2 separate regions of the Mus musculus genome follow, and region 1 is linked to region 2. Evidence: chromatin loops called from intact Hi-C (ENCODE). Cell type or tissue: heart. All regions are shown on one strand. Each heading gives the region's core, and the rest is flanking DNA. Links, peaks and the distances in the headings are about the cores only. Region 1 overlaps Jazf1 (JAZF zinc finger 1). Region 2 holds the start of Hoxa13 (homeobox A13).

Region 1 (9,762 bases), core at 1,262-9,261, 710 kb before region 2:
TTAGATTACAAACTCAGACCTGTCAGTCTGACTGTGTGATTAATAGGTACAGACTTTTACCCGCCCCATAAATATAATGGGCCTTGATTATTGGGTTCAGTTTGCAGAGCAATAGTTAATGTGATGTCAACACTTCCAATGCAAGCCTTCTTTTTTTTGAAGGGGTTTATAACTCGACCATAAAAAATCACTTGGGATGACACTTTGAATATGAACCTTAATCTGGGGAACAGAGACGTTTTAAGGAATAGATTTAAGTAATCCATTACCTGTTTTAGGGTTATGAGGATCTAATCTGTATATAAAAATTCAAGTTTTATATGCTTTCAATACAAAAATCGTAAATAATTTGGTTTCCTAATACTCATTTTGTTAGTTTTCTTAAGGACATAGTCTGTAGATAGATATTTTATAGTTCATTTTAGGCTGAAAAGGACATCTTTAAACACAATTATATATATATATCAGGAGACGTTTAATAAATGATTCAGTATTAAGCTCTTTGGTATTTTGTGGTAAGTAACCACATAAAGTCATGTCTCAGTCCTAATGAGGAGTTCCAAGACAAGCAGGGCACAATGGCACATACCCATAGTCCCATCTACCCTGGAGCCTGAGGCTGGGTCACTTGAGCACTGGAGTTTAAGGCTAGCCTGGGCAGATACCCCTTAAGCTAAAAACAAGACAAAATGGTTTTCCAAGTTAAAAGAATTCCAGGACACAGCATAATACATATAACCCTTGGAAAGTACACAGTGGGACACCTTCAGTAAGAAGGTGCCTTCGGGTCTCCTGTAGCCAAAGACGTCAGTCAAAGATGACTGACTCCCAGTCCTCCTGCTCTCATGTCTCAAGTGCTGGCGAGAGCTGTGTGCACCGTACCCAGCTAGCTCTACATCTTGTTTTCTAGTGAGAGAAACTTGACAAAAACCTGCTCTAAGGCTTGTTCCCACCATCTCCTGAGCACTGAGACTGCATAAGAGATGGGAGCCCCACTCTCAGAAACTTGAGACTTCTTTCTTTTCTAGCTGGATCATGAAAGGACTGGGGAATGCTTGACAGTTTTAACTGGCAGTACGTCTCGAAGTTTCTAAGCACAGAACAGAAGGAGGCCAGGATTCCTGTTGGAATCTGAAGCCATGGATAAGAAGCTGTGTTCAGAACTCAGACTTTTAAAGTGGGTGCCTGGCTGCCACAATTTACTGAACTTACTGGGTACATGAAAAGTTTTTATTTTAAAGTGGTTATCTTCTTGTACTTTGTAATGATTCCAAAGCCCCCAGTTGACCAGGTTGAAAGGGGTGGCTGTGTGTGTTTGTTTTTCCCATGGAGGAGATGGAGAGACTCAGCATGCTGTAAAACCAATGAGCAAGACTGTACCACTTGGCTCTGTCTGATTGGTTCATTCCATGTCTGAGATGTGTCCTTACTACCTAGTCCAAGCTGCCCTCAAACACAGCGTCTTCCCGTCTCAGCCTCCCTGCCTAGCAAGACTCTTAAACTCACCACAATCTGACAGTTGTGGGATTTCTTCCTCTTTCTTACTCACTTCCGCCTTTTCAGATTCTATCTTTTCCCTTTCCCTCTTTTAGAAGGTAGAATTTTCCCTTTAACGAGCAGTAGCAAACCATTGGCAGGGAAGGCATCCTTAGCGCCCCAGCTGTGGAGCACAAGGAGCACGTCTGGAATCCTTTTCAGGCAACACAAAGTGCTTCAATAGGGCAGCTCATGACTGACAAGTATTCAGCCCTCATGACTGGTTACATTTAGACCATTCCCAATATCAGATGTAATGATCAAACTACATCCGTAACCATTCTCTCGTCATTCAAGAAACCAATCTTTTTGTGTTGTTAGACTTAGAATCAGACAAGCTAAGATGAAGGGGCAGTCCACATAATCCTGAGGTTGACAGTCCATGGCAGAGGGTCCTCAGTGAGTTAGCCGGGATCCAGTATGTCTTTGAAGAGCTGTCACTGAAGAACCCCATCATGGGCTCAGCTTTACAGTGTCAATGATTGATGCAGTAACACATCAGCTCATGGCACTGCACTTTAAAAACTACAAATAACTAAGCACACTGGCATGAACAAATGTACCGCACAGCCAACCTATGAAGTGGATGTTTCTGTGGAAACAGAGCCTGAAGTTTTCGTCTATGGTTTAGGATCCCCTAGCTTGGTGACTGTGGAACTGGCATGAGGACCCAGATTTATATTATTCTCAAGTGTATAGTGCACCAATCCACTTCGCACAGTAACCCAAAGTCAAATAGTCATAATTACTCACTGTTTATTGAGTGCCTCTCAATTGATGGGCCTCATGCAGATTTGGAAGCTGAGTTATATACAAGATGGCCTTAAAAGTTATGAGTAGGGAAGTGTATCAGAAACCTCTGACCCTGTGTGAGAACCAAGCTGAGGGGCAAAAGAAGCACCAAGGGGAGCCTGGGGCAGAGCTGTCTGATCGCTTCCAGAGATAGTCCCAGACGGGGTGGCTGGGAGGAGGGGCGGTACGTAAAGTCCTGTGATCTGTGGCCCTGGCACAGTAAGTGAGAAAGTAAGTCTGAAGCACTCAGCAGGGTCGAGGCTGCGAGCTAGGCCTTACGGTTAGGGTTGGAGAAGCTTGGCTTTCATAGGCCTGTGGGAGACAGGAGAGTCTTGAGCTAGACTGCTACGATCAGATTAGCATTTGTGGAGCTGTTCTTGGGTGCCCTCTGGAGGGTGGCTTAGCTATGGCTCTGGAGGCCTGGGGCCAGATGCTATTGCTGGTCAGAAGCAGATTCCAGTAGTCTTCAGATGGATGCACCTGCTCCTTTGTGGTTTAGCTGAGGGTGTTTTCCAGGAGGAGCTGAAGGTAGGTAATGGGCCCATATATGGCTCTCATTCTGGAGAAGACCAGAGGAGGGGCCAGATACAGGGGAGCTTTCAGACAGGCTGGGGTGATCTGTCCTGCTAGTCTGATAGTCCAGTGGAGCTGGAGGAAGAGACTTGAGAGCCATCACTAAACAGAGGAAAAGAGAGAACACAGAACACCCATGAAGACATCCTAGACAAGGACCTTCATGGCTGGACAAAGGAAGGAGTGATGAGAAGCAGAGGAGAATGGCAAGCCCAGGGGAGAGGGGCCTAGGCGTCACATTGCTCTTAACTGGAGTGGTGAGCTTTTCAGCATGCGCATACGGGCACACATACATGTGTACACACATACATTCACTCACATGCACATGTGCTGCCTTGAAGGAGGTGATCTGTGGCATGGCCTGTTTGAAACGCTCTGCCAGGTCTTACATTTTGCCTGAAGAATGCTTTAGCAGTCTTTAAAAGTTTTAAGTCTCCATGTACTTTCTCATGACCATCAGACACAATTTATTCTAACATAGCGAAGGAGCTTTTAAGTAATAAATTTAATTTCTAGCTCAAAATATAGTATTCTTAGTTAGGGAGAGTTTTGAAGTCAACTTATTTAGACCCTTAATGTAACTTACGTCGCTGATTTATTCAATAAATTCTCACTACTCTGTCACAACCAGGTATGTACATTATGGCCCTTTATTCTATTCACTTTGTTAAGAACATAGAAGAATGAAGTTTTGATATTATGGGAATACTGCTGTATTTGAGCTACTAGAGATGGAGAAACTTCAGTCTGTGATTTTGGGGTGGGGGTAATCTTGATAGATTAGAAACACAAGATTTTGAATCTGAAAGATTTTGAATCCCAAATTCTCTGGCCTTTATAATATACCAAGTTCCTGCTGTCAGTATTGCCTAGAATACTGCCCTATGTCCTCTCTCATGGGATAGGGCTCTGGTTATGGCTGCAGGGTGCAGCAGAGGTCACTGTAAGCATTTCTGGTGCTCCAAGCTTATCCAATGTCATAGGCACTCTATTCTGTCGTCTCAGACCCCTTCCATGACCCTACAGTGCTGGCTGAGCATACGGATGGATTGAGTAGCTGATAGAGGTGGAGATGCTGGCTGAGCATACGGATGGATTGAGTAGCTGATACAGGTGGAGATGCTGGCTGAGCATACGGATGGATTGAGTAGCTGATACAGGTAGAGACTGCATCGCTGATGCTGAGCATCATCGAACGTTTGTAGAGCTTCTGGTGCTCGGAGAAATCTCTTCTCCAACCCTGCCCTCTGAGGATTGATTCCACCCATTCCAGGGCTTCCTCTGAGGTGGAGCTGAGCTCATGTTGGTGGCTGCCCTCCACTTGCTGCTCGTCTGCATGGCTTTCCTCTCAGAGTGCACTCATCATGAGGGGCATTCATGCCACATCTGTCTGGCCCCAACCTTATCTCCACTGGGTTGCATCCCAGCCTGCTGTTTTCCCTATTACCCTGAAGTCAGAGGATACAAAAAAACAAAACAAAACAAAAACCTCTCCCTCAGCTGTCTACTTCCTCCATGTTTCCTCCCCTCTGATCCCTCCCTCCCTCCTCTCCTCCCTCCTTTTTGTTCTTGTTTTTTGACAAATTCATACTTTGATTGTATTCATCCTCCATTTTCTCTTGCTCCTCTCTATACTCAAAATGGTTCCACGAAATTTTCTTGCCTTTCCCACCAAAGCCATGCATAATAAAACACTACTATACGGTGTCTTGGGGTTTCTACCTGTTCTAAATGTTAGCTATTCTAAGTCTAGAGTTCAGGCAAATGTATGGGTGGCTGTTGGCTCCTACAGTTTGTGAACAATTATTTTGGCTTGAATATTTATCTCTAAACAGGGAGAGGGTGAGGTTCCCACCAGCACTGGCAGATCTATCTCTCTTGTCTGACATTTCCACGTCTTAAATGTTTTGTCGTAGTGTGAGACACTTCTGGGGGTATAGAATTTTTCCTCTTTAATTTATTCTTTTTTTCTGTTCCCAAATTGCAGGCTCTGGCATAGCATCAAGGGAGACCTAGCCCACCCTTTGCATTATATACTTAGAGTCTACTGACCCTTTCTATTCTGACAGTTGAAAGCTGCTTGCCTGAAACTGAGTCCAGCTTCCAGGTGCTAGTTTGTCATTTTTGAGTAGCATTGTAGTTTGCCTACCACAAGAGGGCAGCACAGGCAACTGCAGAGAACAGATGCCTGCAGGCAGAGTGCTGGCAGCATGAAGGCTTCTGAGCCTGCAAGCCCTGTCACCCAAACATGTATGGTGGGCTCAGTGGTTCTCTGTGAGGGGAAAAGCAGACATGGCTGTGGCCCCCTTATAGGTAGGTAGACTGACCCTGAAGGCTTAGTGGTGACTTACATGGCCAGGAAATGGTTACACAGCCAGCAAATCCCATGCTTGAATCTAAGGCTCTTCTAGAATTCCCCCTGCCAACAGGTGGGGCAGTATCATCATAGTAGTGACATATATTTAACAAGGTGTACAAATGTAGAAAACCATATGTCCTATGCCAGCAGTTTTATGTTTTGGTTTTGGTGTTTTTGTTTTCTTTTTGTTGTTCTTGGTTCTGTGTGTTGATTGTTTTTGTTTGTATGTTTGTTTGACCAAGCATCTTGAGTGACCCCAGTGTTCTTCTGTTCCAACGAGACAGAAAAGGATGGGACTGCTGACCTCATACAAACCACCCTGCCTAGTCTCACCAATCTCTCAGTTGTTCCAAGCTAGTTTATATGAAGCATCTTAAAAATCTAAGACAGAGGATCATGAGAGTGTCAACAAGGAGAAAGCAGGCCCCATATCTTTAAAACCCAATCAGCTCTTGCCCAAGTCACCCTCCCACCACCAGCTGAAGACTCTCCTAACTCTCCAGTCAGAGACCTAGGCCACTGGGTGGTCTGCCACATGTGGTGACTCACTGGACGAATCTCAGATTTACTCCAGGGGGTTCTGCCACTTTTGTACTTAGGTGATTCTATCAGGTAATTAATTTTAAGAGCGTATGTTTGTTAGTTGAAGGAAAGAAAAAAAAAAAGGTTCAAGTAGCATTGCCTGTTTAGGCTGGCTACCCAGGATTCATAACTTTCAATTTGAGACCAGAGTGGGGAAGTCAGTATGTGAAAAATAGGTAGTATCTAGCTGCCTTTTTAAATCAGTAAAATAATTAAAGTCTTTGTACTTTGGCATACTAATGTATTGCACATCTGCAGAGTTCGCTTAATAAGGAAAATGCTTGAAAAAGATAAAATTCCAAAGCCAAAAGCAGCTAATAGTTGGAAAAAAATCCTTGTAGTGATTAATTGACCTCTTTTTCTCTGAAGAGACTAAACATTTCCTAACCGCCCTGCGCTGGTGCGGCCCCTGTCGAGCTCTCGTTCCCAGTGATAAGGGCCAGCACCAGGGTTTCTGTTCACCATTTTCTTAGGTCCCAGTGTAAGGACCGTTGTTGTGTTTAGGGAGAGAACACAAATATTTATTTTAAAAGTTTCTTTAAACAAATTCTTAGTGGAGGGTAGAGCTCTCTAATGCACTGCAGCTGGGCTGCTGGCCTTTAAAGTTGGTTGCCGTCTGTACACTAAGTCCTCTCTCTGCAAGTGCTCAGCCCAGCGAGCATAGCTCCGACGCGTCTCTGGATACGGATTTACATCCCAGGAGCAGGCCTTACTCTGGGGCTGCTGAGGCCTACCTAGGAAAAGCCCCTAGTGTACATTTATTAGGAAGTGCTCAGTGCATATTTGCAAGTACTCTCTTAGAGAGACAGTTGTGTAAAGATTCACTAACTTACACGTTTCCTTAAATTCTTAAGTGAAAGACAGCAATTTGTAGCAAACCAGAGAAAAAGAAGGAACAGCATACATTTCAGATACCCCGAATTCTACTTGAATTTTCTTCCATTCTCATGTGGGTTCACGGAGGTGAGAAAGTTGTTATTTTAACCAGGACTCAGGGTTTACATCTCAGTCTGACTGTCTGCAGCGTTCTTGGAATTCCGTCTGTCTTTCCAGGGAGGCCTGTCACAGGGAGAGGAGGCTGTTGTTGGCTTTTTTTCCTCTCCCTTTTCTTGCTGGCTTGTCTATGCTGAGCCTGGCCTTACCCCAAGTATATGGGTGGTATATGTTTTAAGTTGATATATTAATGTTGAATTTTTATTGTCATGGTTTCTGTTCATACTCCTTTCAAACCTTTCATTTATTTGTTTCTGAACCTTGGCTATCTCATAAAAATGTCACCATTGTGGTTGAACATTAAGCACCTTCCCATTTTTCTCTGGGCCGTTGAAATAAATTTGGACCAGGTGCTCTACTCATAATGGAGCCCCTTGAAGTGCCCTGATAATGAGCCGGGAGCGGAAGCTGTCAGCCTTCAGCTGGCTTGAAGAATGCAATTAGAGCAGTTTAATACTGCAGCAGGACCCCATCCAGTCAAGGCCACGGGACTTGAGACCTAGTCGAGAAACATGCACTTTAGGCACATCAGCATCTCTGCTGCCTGAGCCTGGGAGAAACAGCAGACTCAGGATAATAAGCCACGAGGAGAAAATGCTCTAAAGGTGACAGTGTTCTCAGCCATCTCTTCTATTCTGAGGTTGTTAGGACCTTATTTATGACTTATGATCTGATGTCACTGGGATCAAAATTACCAGTGTCAAATTAAGTTTTAAATCAACTAAGGACACAGAAGGCCTTAGACTTCTACCCTATGAAAATAGAACAATTTTTAAGAGCAAAAAATTTAGATTCACTTAAATATCCATTAACATCAAGAGTGCTCAAAGAGTATATCTATATAATATGGAATAGTATGCAGCAATTAGAAAGAATAATATTGTCTAATTGTTTAAGCAGTTTTATATAGTCTTATATGTTGAGAGAAAAACTAACTTAAAGTATGTATTTGTATAGGAAACGTTGTGAAGAAGAAACTGAGATGAGTGAGACTAGGAGGTTGTATTTACTCTATGCAAGTTTAAAAATTATTTTCCAGCATTTAACTAGTGACTTCAATATTCTTGGAATGGGATTACTCTCTGTCAGACGCGTGACTTCCTGTAAGTAAGTAAAGGTTTCACAGGCAGAAGGAGGCGTAGAGGAGCCTCGCTGCTCTGGATAGTGAGGGGAATTGACTTGGAAACAGATCTGCGTTTGCTGCCCATTTGAGGGCACAGATGTGGAGAGGCCCGGAGGCTGTCGGTAGCTCTCTGTCCTTGTCTAAAGGAAAGGCATGTTCTCTTTCCAGGACCACATCCTTTTTCATCCTTTACTTCTCTCCAGAAAATGAGAGCATAGCCCAGCAACCATTGTTGCTGTTGTTATAAACATTGTAATAAGCACTCGGCTGCAGGATCCTTAAAGGATTCCCCCCTGAGTGGGTTGTCCCAAAATGCACCACGTAACGCCATGTCAATTCAGTCTTGTTTGGGCACCATTAAAAACATAGTAGTTTTACACAGCTCTCCAGGCAAGAATGACCTCATTAATGAGAAGAGGCATATAACAGTTAAAGCCTCAAACGCTCATGAAGGTATTATTTTAAAACCTTTTAAATGCCAAACACCAGGCTGTTTAAATAGCTTGTTTCATGTAATATTTATTAGTTATTAAGCCTCATTTTTGTTTTGTTCTATACAAATAGGAAGTTTACTTCAAATGACCACAGAGAGAGATTTCTGTTATCTTCCCCTCCTTAGTTTCTTGGAGTTTGCTGAGTTTGGATTCCTCTTTGTGTAGACCATTTCTTTCCCTTTAGCATTTTAAGATATTGAGCACAAGATTAAAATCCTGCTTTCCACTTGAGCTCTACTCCACAGCTCAAATTTTGTAATTGTTCCTCTGACTGCAACAGTTACTAATTTTAGCTACAAGTAAGCTTCCTCCTGTGACTTGCACCTACACTCCCCTTCTGGCACCCTCACAGTGACCTGTCACCGTGCTTGCATGAGATGACTTAAATGTCCTTGGACAGGAAAAAGTGCAGCCCATGGACCACTCCGAGGCACTTTAAATAGTGTGCATGGGCTTTCCTAACGCAGGTTAGCTGTGTGTTGATAAATCCACAGAAGTAGAGTATGCCGGAGAGGCCTCCCCTCTGCTGCTCCCAACTAGCCAGAACTGGTTTCCTTTGTGAGACTCCACACCAATTTAAAAGGCAGAGTGTGCTTGACATCTGGACTCCTATTTTTTTTTTATACCATGTCTTTCTAATTGTGTTTTTAAGCTATTCTTTGTTTCTTAATCATCACTCTGTAAGTATAAGATTCTCGCAGCCATTTGTCTCTCTTTACTACAAAGAACAACGCACAAGTCCAGGGGCTTCTATGCAGACAGGGTGTACATCTCCGAAATTACTTCTGGAGAGTAACTGTTCCCAGACAGCAGGACAGTGCAGACTGGAGCCACTTAGTGAGGTGTGAAGGCTCCTCCTCCCTCTGAGGGGAAGCGTGGTTTGTGAGAATGGTAGGTGCCGGTGACTTGGTCCTCTATTCGAAGTGAAACCAGAGCAAACCACAGGGGTTCCGTTCTGGAGAGTCAATTTGCTCAAGAGTTTGCTTAGCTAGGCCTGGGACTCTTGGGTGAGACCTTCCATAAGACAATAGGGCGGTGAGCAGCTTGAAGTCAGCACTCTGCTGAAGGCAGGCAGGCTGGGGAGAGCTTGTCTCTGAAGACACTGCAGCGAGGAGAGAGCAAGCTGGGTCTCAGGCCCAGCTCTAGACCGCTAGACCTGCCCTGCTATGCCCTGGGTGACCTCTTGCCATGAAGAGTGCCTGTCTCAGGGAGTCCTCTGATCAGTGAAATCTAGATGTCAGTGGTGCTCTACTTTGTGTGAGAGAGTAGCTTTATCTGCTGCTTGTTAGTCACCTGTCTGTACACCAAAG
Region 2 (9,762 bases), core at 1,256-9,255:
CCCAGGGGGCTTACAGAGCAGCAGATGAATTGGGTGGTATGTCTGATGCTCTAGCTTAGGGCTAAGTCTACAAGCTAGGACTAGAGAACAGGTCCAAGCCTGGCTGCCTACCAGAGCATTTGAGCAAAGATAGTACAGAACTCTTCCCAGTCTATATTTTCCAGAACGCACCACTTTCACTTTGACCATTTGTTCCCCTCTGGATGTCTGACCAGTTCACACTTGCACAACCAGAAATGCATGTAGTCCTAAGGAGGCAGGGTCCCCAGAATCCTTTATCAAAACACTGCATCCAAACGTTGCTCTCCCAATACAAACACCCCACCAAGCTCAAGGTACAGAGGAACTCATCAGCTGAACCCCGGCACCTTGAACCCACTACAGGCTGAGCCCCTATTAGGAGAAAAACCATGAAAGGATCCCAAAGAGCCTTTTTCTCTTTCCCCAAAACGGAATGCAACAGTGGATTGCCAGGTGTCTGAAGTGTCCAACTCAGGATCTATGGAGTGACTTGTAGGAAGTCCCAGAACCGTGGCTGGAGTTCCAGCCAGCAGCCCAGCTGGGGCCTGTTCCTCTTAAACCCCTTCAGGAAAAGGCAGCCGGACTCCTGAGACAGGAGTGTGAGTGAATGGTGCTTTCTTCATCTGAAATCCTCTGCGGACCAGAGAGAATAGCTGCTGCATCGGAATGAATAGCGAGCTGTATATACAAGTTGGACAATGTGGCAGTATGCATCTCTCTCTCTCTCTCTCTCTCTCTCTCTCTCTCTCTCTCTCTCTCTCTCTCTCTCTCTGTGTGTGTGTGTGTGTGTGTGTGTGTGTGTGTGTGTGTGTGTGCGCGCGCGCGAATATTTGCGCTCGCGTGTGTGATGAGTGTAGGAGATACAATTAGTTGTTCTGATCTTCTGAGTCCTTAGGCCTAATTGAAATTGTCCTCTAGAGCCTGAGAACAGGGAAGGGAGCTCCCAAATGCAGCCCAAACTTCCCAGAGAAATGTCCTGGGACCCTTGCTCCAGACTTCTCCTGGAACCAACAGGAAACAAACGCCCTTGTTCCCCAGGGGGGGGTGGGGAGTGCAATCTCGGCCAGGCGAAAGCTCCCACATCCTTGGGAGGGTCTAGCTGCAGAAAGATGTATCCATCCCTGGAAAGAAAACAGCCCCAGAGGTCCCTAAAACATGCCAGGACATCCTGGGCCAGTCCAAGGCCAAGGCAAACCCTCATTCCTGGCCACTGGAGAATTTACCTGACTTGTCCCCACGACCTCAGGTCGCACCCCAACCGCAGCCGCTCACTGCCCCTCCCAACCTCCGCGCGAAACCCGGGAAGGGATCGGGGTCCCTGTGTTCCCAGCCCCACCCGCCCTAGTTTCTCCCCCCCACCCACCCCCGCCTCCTCCGTGGGTGACTGCTGCGCGGCCGCGCGGCGGGAGCTAGAGCTGGCGCAGAGGACCGCGCGGGCGGCGGCGGGGACGGCGGGCCCAGCGCGGAGCCGAGCCGGAGCCTCCCGCTTTGCATACGCCGGGGGCGGGCCGGGGGCGGGCCAATGGGCGGCCGCCTGGCGCGACCCCGCAGGGCGCGACCCGCCCCCCTCGCTCGGGCCCCGGCCCCGCGCGCCGCGCTCTTCACTTCTTGGGGGCTTTTTAAAACAGCGCCACTGGGGTCTTCTCCATGCGGCTCGGGCTATGACAGCCTCCGTGCTCCTCCACCCCCGCTGGATCGAGCCCACCGTCATGTTTCTCTACGACAACGGCGGCGGCCTGGTGGCCGACGAGCTCAACAAGAACATGGAAGGGGCGGCGGCGGCGGCACGGGCGGCGGCCGGCGGCGGCGGCGGGAGCTGGGGGCGGGGGCTTCCCCCACCCGGCTGCCGCGGCCGCGGGGGGCAACTTCTCGGTGGCCGCAGCGGCGCCGCCGCCCGCCGCCGCGGCCAACCAGTGCCGCAACCTGATGGCGCATCCCGCACCCCTGGCGCCCGGCGCCGCGGCCGCGTACAGCAGCGCCCCGGGGGAGGCGCCCCCGTCCGCCGCCGCCGCCGCCGCCGCCGCCGCTGCTGCCGCCGCCGCCGCGGCTGCCGCGTCGTCGTCGGGAGGGCCCGGGCCGGCGGGGCCCGCGGGTGCCGAGGCCGCCAAGCAGTGCAGTCCCTGCTCGGCGGCGGCACAGAGCTCGTCGGGGCCCGCGGCGCTGCCCTACGGCTACTTCGGCAGCGGCTACTACCCGTGCGCCCGCATGGGCCCGCACCCCAACGCCATCAAGTCGTGCGCGCAGCCTGCTTCGGCCGCCGCCGCCTTCGCCGACAAGTACATGGACACCGCCGGCCCCGCGGCCGAGGAGTTCAGCTCCCGCGCCAAGGAGTTTGCTTTCTACCATCAGGGCTACGCAGCCGGGCCTTACCACCATCACCAGCCCGTGCCCGGCTACCTGGATATGCCAGTAGTTCCGGGGCTCGGGGGTCCTGGCGAGTCGCGCCACGAGCCTCTGGGGCTTCCCATGGAAAGCTATCAGCCCTGGGCTCTGCCCAACGGCTGGAACGGCCAAATGTACTGCCCCAAAGAGCAGACGCAGCCTCCCCACCTCTGGAAGTCCACTCTGCCCGGTAAATGGCGCCCCCTTTCCAGCCCGGGTCTTCCAGCTTTTCAGCTTCTCCTCGGCTCGTGCCCCAGGGTCACTAACCCCCCCCCCCCCCCGCATTCTCCCTGGCCTGGCTTGCCTTAGCAATTCTGCACCCCTGGGAGCCTGGCCCCGGCTGGCTGGCGCTGTCCGTCCGCCCTGCCCTAAGTCGAGCCGGTCCCCGGGCCCTCCTTTGGTAAAGGGTAGCTGGGAGGAAGCTTGTGGGTTCCAACTCCGGCAGCCCCTTTCTCTCTGGGTGCCCCACCCTCCCAAGCCCTTGACATTGACTCCAAGATGGGAAATAGACTCGATTTTGAGCTCACCAAATTGTCCCTGATGGTTCTCTGAAAAAAAAGGCTTCGTTGGAGAAGCATAGAATGTTGGGACTTGGGGCAAGCTGAGAGGAGCCGAGCTCTACAGAAAGAAGTGTTGAACCCTGTTGAGTGCTAAGGTGTGGACCGCTGTACATGCAGAATGACCGGATTGGGGTGGTCACTGGAACTCTGGGCGATTTCATTTCAGTACACAACTAACCATACCCCCCTACTAACGCTCCAGGCTTTGGCAGAAGGCTGGATTGTACAGCATTCGTGGCAAAGAGCAATCAGGCATTGCAAGGCCGGCAGTTCACATTGAGCTGTCGCCTGTGTTCTGGCTCAGGTCGGCTCCCAGAGTAACTTGCCTTCTTCCTTATCTTACAGACGTCGTCTCCCATCCTTCAGACGCCAGCTCCTATAGGAGGGGGAGAAAGAAGCGCGTGCCTTACACTAAGGTGCAGTTGAAAGAACTCGAACGGGAATACGCTACGAACAAATTCATTACCAAGGACAAACGGAGGAGGATATCAGCCACGACAAACCTCTCTGAGAGGCAGGTCACAATCTGGTTCCAGAACAGGAGGGTCAAAGAGAAAAAAGTCATCAATAAACTCAAGACCACTAGTTAATGGATTAAAAGGTGGAGCAGAGGGCAGCTTGAAGAAACGCTTAAGGATTTGTTTCTTTGCCCAGATAATAATAATGCATCATACTAACTGAAGAATTGGATAGAGAGACGCTGACGTTTGCTCTCCTAAGGGGACTCTCTCTTCCATGGAATCTACAATTAAAACAAAACCTTAAGGAATGGTAAAGACTGCCAGGTTTCCCGACAACCCCACCACAGCGTTAAGTGACAAACTCTAGAGTCAACTCATCAGCCCCTAAAACACACAATTTCAGATAAATTATGAATTTTCTCAAATCTTGTAAGTATTTATGTGACCATTATATTTTAGGACACTGTGTTAGATGGTAATCTGAAAACTGGTTACAGAAACAAAGGCTGTTTCCACGCAGCTGGTCCAGCACCCTCCCCTTTGCATGTTAAGTGCCTGCTCAGGTAAACCTTATTGAAATCCCTGCCATTGTTCCTTCTGGAAATGTTTCAGGTAGAGGCTTAGAAGGGGGAAAGGCACTGAATTGTTTATTTGAACTATTGCTAAAAAGGGAGATGAGAGGAGAGAGAACGCTCATCCAAGGATCTATTGTTTTGATAGTAAATCTGGCCAGCTAAACCCTTGAGGTTACAAGAGAACCCTGGGTGGGTAAGGAGCTTCTGGAAATACCTTTCAATTGCTTACAACAAACATGGTGGATTAACCAACACTGTCAAAGGATTTTTCCACAGGATTTGTTGTAATTTTTGAAGTGTTTAAATCTCACCAAATAATACGAAGAATTCACTTTATGCCCCTTCTCCTGGAAGGTCCCACCCTAGTATGGATTTCTCCTAAAACATACTCTTTCTTTAAATTTTTTAAATTGGCATTTTCCAATACTTGTTAAACATTTTGCTAGGGACATCATTTTCCTTTTTTACTTAGAAAAAAAAACCTCAAAATGGAAACCCGTTCTCCCAAAATATTTAGATGTCTGCATTCTATATTTTAATTTACTAAAGGATTAGTATTTTTTTTTTCTTGTTTACTGTGTTAGGAGACTGCAGTAGAAAGTTTAGGGACTCATCGTCACAGCACATTTTAAATCAAGCAGTAATTTCAGTTCACACATTCGTTCTGTTCATATTCACTGTAAATGCTATCTTGTAAATAAAGACATTCAGCACACTGTGAAAATGTATTTGTGCACCTGCTTTTTAAATACTTCCACTAAAAATGAAAAATTAGATCTGTAGATAGTGGTATTAGCTCTGTTAATGAAATAATCACTGCCATTAAAATCTGAAGGAAACACTCCGAGTTACTTTTCTACGCGGAACTTGAACTGCACAAAAACTAAACAAGCAGGTTTGTTTTACACAAGCCAAGGACCAGTCTTTTATTATTATTATTGTTCAGGTTTTTCTAAATTTTTTATGAGAAGAGGAAAAAAATCTCACATAACTAAAAGCTCACAACTGAAAAGGTTTCGAGGAGATGAAAGTGTTAGGTGTTCTGAAAGGGAGAGAAAGGAAAGGAGGGAGGGAGAGAGAGGAGGTTCCCAGACTCCCTGTGGCAAATGAAAACCAGTTGTTGAGTATCAGCAATGCCTAGACTGTCGTATTTTAAAATCTGCTCTTAAGTCTGCATGTGACTGAAAGGACAGGTTTTTGGTATTTGTTGAAATGACAGGACTAGGAAAGGCCTTAAACCTTGACCTTGACGAAAAAAGACAATTTGTGACCTTGACTTTTGACAGCTCATGAATTGGTCTCAGCCAGATTCGTAGATCAAGGGCGCCACCTCGTGTTGACAAGCTTCCTTGACGTTCTTCAGCTTCAAGGGAACTGAGCTCTGACTTGACTTGTTTTAAAGGTTTAGTAGTCATATTTTTTTTTTTTGCTCCAAAAGGAGAATATTTGAATATATGTAAATTATACATGTGCTTGTATATATGTGAATATAATATATGTTTATACATGTATTTGCATATCAGTGTTTGTGTGCTTGTGTACATAATTGTAGAATTTGTACAGATATTATTAATTGCTGACGAGTGAAGATACTGTAATTTAAGCCGATTTCTAGACTTGGGGTACAAAATGCTCCTTATGCGGTGAATTTTGCTTCCTTTCTTTAATGGCCAACTTTAATCTGTCCTCACAGCAGCTCGCCGTGCATCAGATTTCTACAGATCTGTTTTAAAGCTGTACATGTTTGTTACAGTCCAAGACGTGTTCTTAAATAACCATTCACTCCCAGCCCTCACCCTCCAAGGTGGTCTGTGACCTTAATTAGAATTATCTGGGAATCTTTACGGCAAATTAAAAAGTCTCACATACCTTCCTAACTCTAGAGTTCTAGAGTTACATTTCAGAAATTCAAAGCAATCCACCTCTCTAAGAAGTCAGTAGGAGAACTTAAATATTTCATCTACAAAATGATCACAATACGGACACAGAAGAAAACTATTCTAGACAGCTCAGAGCTGATTGTTGCCCCATAATGGTGTGCAATCTTATATTGATACTTGCACACCATTTGTTTTGTAGAAGAAATAAATATACTTAATATCAACAACCACTATCAAAACTATATTAACAACCAGTATTATAGCTATTGTTTATTGGCCCCCAACAGCACAGGAGATATTGTGTTCAGAGTCATAAATTATACAATATGTTTATGTATTTAATATACAAGTGGGATAATGTGGGGTTTTGTTTTTGTTTTTTGTTTTTGCCAAATCCTTTGTGCGTGCACACATACACACACATATTAAAATGTTGAAGGAACCAGTAGCTTTGGAATTTGGGTTTTCAGCTGCAGATTAATTTTACCTTTATGTCAGGAGACAATAATAGTGAATGGGAGAACTGAATTTATCATTTGTTGGAAAATATTGGCTTGTTACAATCCCAGATGATGGAAACATCTCCTGCCTTTCTTGAAGACTTACAAAGACTTGAAAACAAGAGCTTCTTTATGTCTTTCTAGATGAAGAATTATGGGGGAAAAGATGTAAAGCTGCTTAAACAAACAAAAAAAATGGCCCTGAAATATACATGTCAGATGATCTTGTAAAGAGTAATCTTTTTGCTACCCTGAGGATTGCCAACCATCTGTGGAAACATATGAAGATAACTGCTTCAGACTCAGCACCCAGCACCTTGTGTTACAGCATCATTTCCAAATGAACTACCATCCAGCAACATTAATGGCATCTCCAAAATGTTTAAAATATTGGAAATTCCCCTCCAAGTTGGTTCAAACACTGTTTGTGAACTGCTCCAAATAGGACTCTTCTGGAGATAGGAGATATTTTTCTTTAGATGTAAGACATCTTCTGAACCTACGGCCTAGGGAAGAGCTAACAGCAGCTCTGCAGATGGAATACTGCCCCTTTGGAAAGTCACCACTACTGCAGTTCTGGGTAAAGTCTCTCTCTCTCTCTCTCTCTCTCTCTCTCTCTCTCTCTCTCTCTCTCTCTCTCTCCCTCCCTCCCTCCCTCCCTCCCTCCCTCCCTCCCTCCTTCCTTCCCTCCCTCCCTCCCCAGAAGATGTCAGGGTGCCCCTCCCTTTAGTTCTGACATGGTTGTTGACAGTGCCAATCTCAGATAACTCCCTTCTTATTTAAAATAGACATGGCATGGATTTACAGATTAGTTGAGGTGGTTATGGATTATAATCACTTCTTAGATATTTTTATTTTTTTATTTTATTATTGTTGTTGATGGTGGTGTTTTATTTTGTTTTCTGAGATACAGTTTCTTTGTCCTGGAACTCACTCTGTAGACCAGGATGGTCTCGAACTCAGAAATTCACCTGCCTGGTCTCCAGAGTGCTGGGGTTAATGGAATATGCTACCATGACTGGAGACTTCTTTATTTTTAAATAGTAACCAGCCTAAAACTTTTTGAACAAGACAGTCAGGAGAACATTGGCCTCCTCCTGAAAAACAAAACAAAAAATAAACAAAAAACGCCAACAAAAACTCCTAAAAGCACAGGAATAATAACGCAGACACTGGTCCATGAATAATGATGTTGAAAATATCATTCAAGTATTTTTTCTAAAAAGGAAACTTTCTGAATAAAAATTATAAACATGGAACTTGAAAAAACGACCTTTTCCATCTGCTCCCAATACTGTCAGATTTATTAAGTAACTTTAAGTGGACGGTTGTAAAACGTCACTATGCATTTCACTAAGTATTTATGCCTGATGCCGAACTGAGGCCAATGGTTGTTTTTTGTTTTGTTTTGTTTTGGTTTTTTTTAATTAATGTACGATTTCAAAATCAAACGAACTTAGAGACAAAGGGGGAAAATATCATTTAAAAATACTCAACTTAATTTAAATGTTTTGCTAGAGATTCCCCGGAAGGCAGTGAAATTCAGCTGAGTAGATGTATTTGTATACGAATAATAGCCAGATCATAGATAAGTACAGAGTGCTCGATGCTGAGTGTTTGGGTGGGTGAAGGTGCAGCATCTCTTTTCCTCTCAGTGAATCCCTGGGTTAGGAGCTGTGAGGAACGTTGCCCTGGAGCACTAATCCCCTGATGGGGGTCCATAGGCGCCCTTCTGGGCTTGTGAACCTCTACTGAAGAGACTCTAGGGGGTTGCTGATTTATGTGCATTCCTTTAAACTTGATCGATGCATAGCAGCAGCCCGAGACCTGGAGAATCAGGGAACTGTGCAGCGAGTTGCTTGCATCCCATTTTTCATAAGCAAAGATGCGCCCTATCTAAAAGGCCCGGCGAGATTTATGCCTGCCTGGGTTTTAGACAGGCACGCTAATTAAGTTTTCATCTGCACGGCCGCCGGGTAAATAAAATCGGGCTTCGTTCTTTATGAAAATTACTACTCAGTCCTCACGCATCTACCGAGAGCCGACGAATGCCTGAGAGGTGCCTGCTATGTAAAATGTTATTATAAAAGAAAGGTGATGCTTGCGCAGAAAAATTCCAACGAGAAAGCAGCCAAGGCTTTGCCACAGTCCATTTCGTTTCTATCCGGCTCTGCTGCAGAGCTGAACCCACGCGGCAGAAATAATTTCACCGGTGTCTAACATCTTTAAACTTCTGTGGGCCGTCGAGAGTCGAGGGCCTACCCCGGTGCAAGGGTGTTGGCAAGTGAGAGCAACGTAGCCGTGGACTCAGAGGGATGCCGGGTGTCGCGTCTGTTGGGGACAGGACACCCCTGCTCAAGATGGAGGCCCGGAATTTGCCCTGGCCCACCCGGCTCCGACGGCATGAGGACGGCAGACAGAAGAGCCGCAGGATCGCGGCGGAGGTCGCTGAGATGTGATCAGCAGCTCGTGCTACGTGGACACAGAATGGCCGCGGACACGCGCTGTGAGCCGCCCGGAGTCTCGGGCTGACGTCACCGCGGGCCTCGCAGGCCTCCCCGGGCTCCAGGCATTATTTGCTGAGAACGGGCGACCGAGGCGAAGGTTTTGTGAGGGTGCCCCCTTCTCCGCCCCGCCCCTCTGTCCCCAGGAGAATAATCGGGTACTTAATCTCTCCTGGCCTTAATTCCTGGCTGCGTGGAAGGTGGTTTTGCAACGGGAAATAAAGCTTGACAGGAGCATTTTCTCGAAAAGAGGTTTTTGAGACTGGCTGAAAAGACATCGCGATTTGCTGTCCCCAACACTTAAATCTTGGGAGCCTGGAGCTGAGCGAAAGGAAGCCAGGAGAGCCAGGAACAGGCTCTACCTGGGCAGGGAAGCAGCCTCGGGACGCGTGGTCCCCGAGCATCTGCCGCCTGAAGTCTGAGGACAGGACCCGGCGCGCCGGAGCTTAGTACCGCCCGGGGCCTGCCTGGCACCGTGAAACACCCAGGGCCTGGCCGAGAGCAGCTGGATCTAGGACGAGAAGAGAGCCTTGGGAAGCCCGGTGTAGCCCTGACTTCTGCCCTGGGGAGGGGGATAGGTAGGTGGCGAAAGTCTGCTTGGGGCTTTGTTTCTTGGCCAAGAGCCCGTGGTCCCGCACGGAAACACGAGGGGGAATGGAGGTGACGCTAGGCGTGCGTGGACTGTCTGCTATTGGGTGGCAGAGGCCGGAGACAGCCGAGGTTGGAGACAGCCGAGTCCTCCTCCTGTTCTTCGCTCTTTCCACCATAAAGGTCAAGTCCTCGGCGCCACCGCCTTCTTCACGGTCAGGGCCGCCTGAGAAAGAAGCCGCCACGACTACAGAAAAGCACAGGACACGTAATTGGCCAGGCCATCACTCT

The links. Hi-C counts contacts between places; a loop is a spot of excess contacts. Peaks named below come from ENCODE experiments on the same cell type or tissue, not always from the same donor. Only the 100,000 strongest peaks of a DNase experiment are listed, where the experiment ranks them.
Region 1: it touches region 2 in a loop (6-fold over the local background); 8 of 42 quality-filtered maps call a loop at or near these places.

Annotation. Positions count from the first base shown.
Region 1 is chr6:52,965,259-52,975,020 of GRCm38, reverse strand. All of the region lies in intron 1 of Jazf1 (JAZF zinc finger 1), which reads left to right. It overlaps Gm33219 (a long non-coding RNA gene), which reads left to right. Exons shown (of 2, transcript XR_377681.3): 1 at 1-3,967; 2 at 4,015-9,762. Among named protein-coding and RNA genes, the nearest start is that of Gm33219, 6.4 kb to the left of the region's middle. In heart, for the core only: CTCF peaks have their summits at 2,701 (motif pointing left) and 5,054 (motif pointing right); a DNase peak (open chromatin) is centred at 8,810; H3K27ac peaks cover 3,168 bases.
Region 2 is chr6:52,252,695-52,262,456 of GRCm38, reverse strand. Hoxa13 (homeobox A13) reads left to right here and starts at 1,577. Exons shown (of 5, transcript NM_008264.1): 1 at 1,577-1,820; 2 at 1,822-1,905; 3 at 1,908-1,915; 4 at 1,917-2,593; 5 at 3,309-3,604. The coding sequence starts at 1,683. The coding sequence ends at 3,553. In heart, for the core only: a CTCF peak has its summit at 5,332 (motif pointing left); a DNase peak (open chromatin) is centred at 5,326; H3K4me3 peaks cover 2,189 bases; H3K27me3 peaks cover 5,739 bases.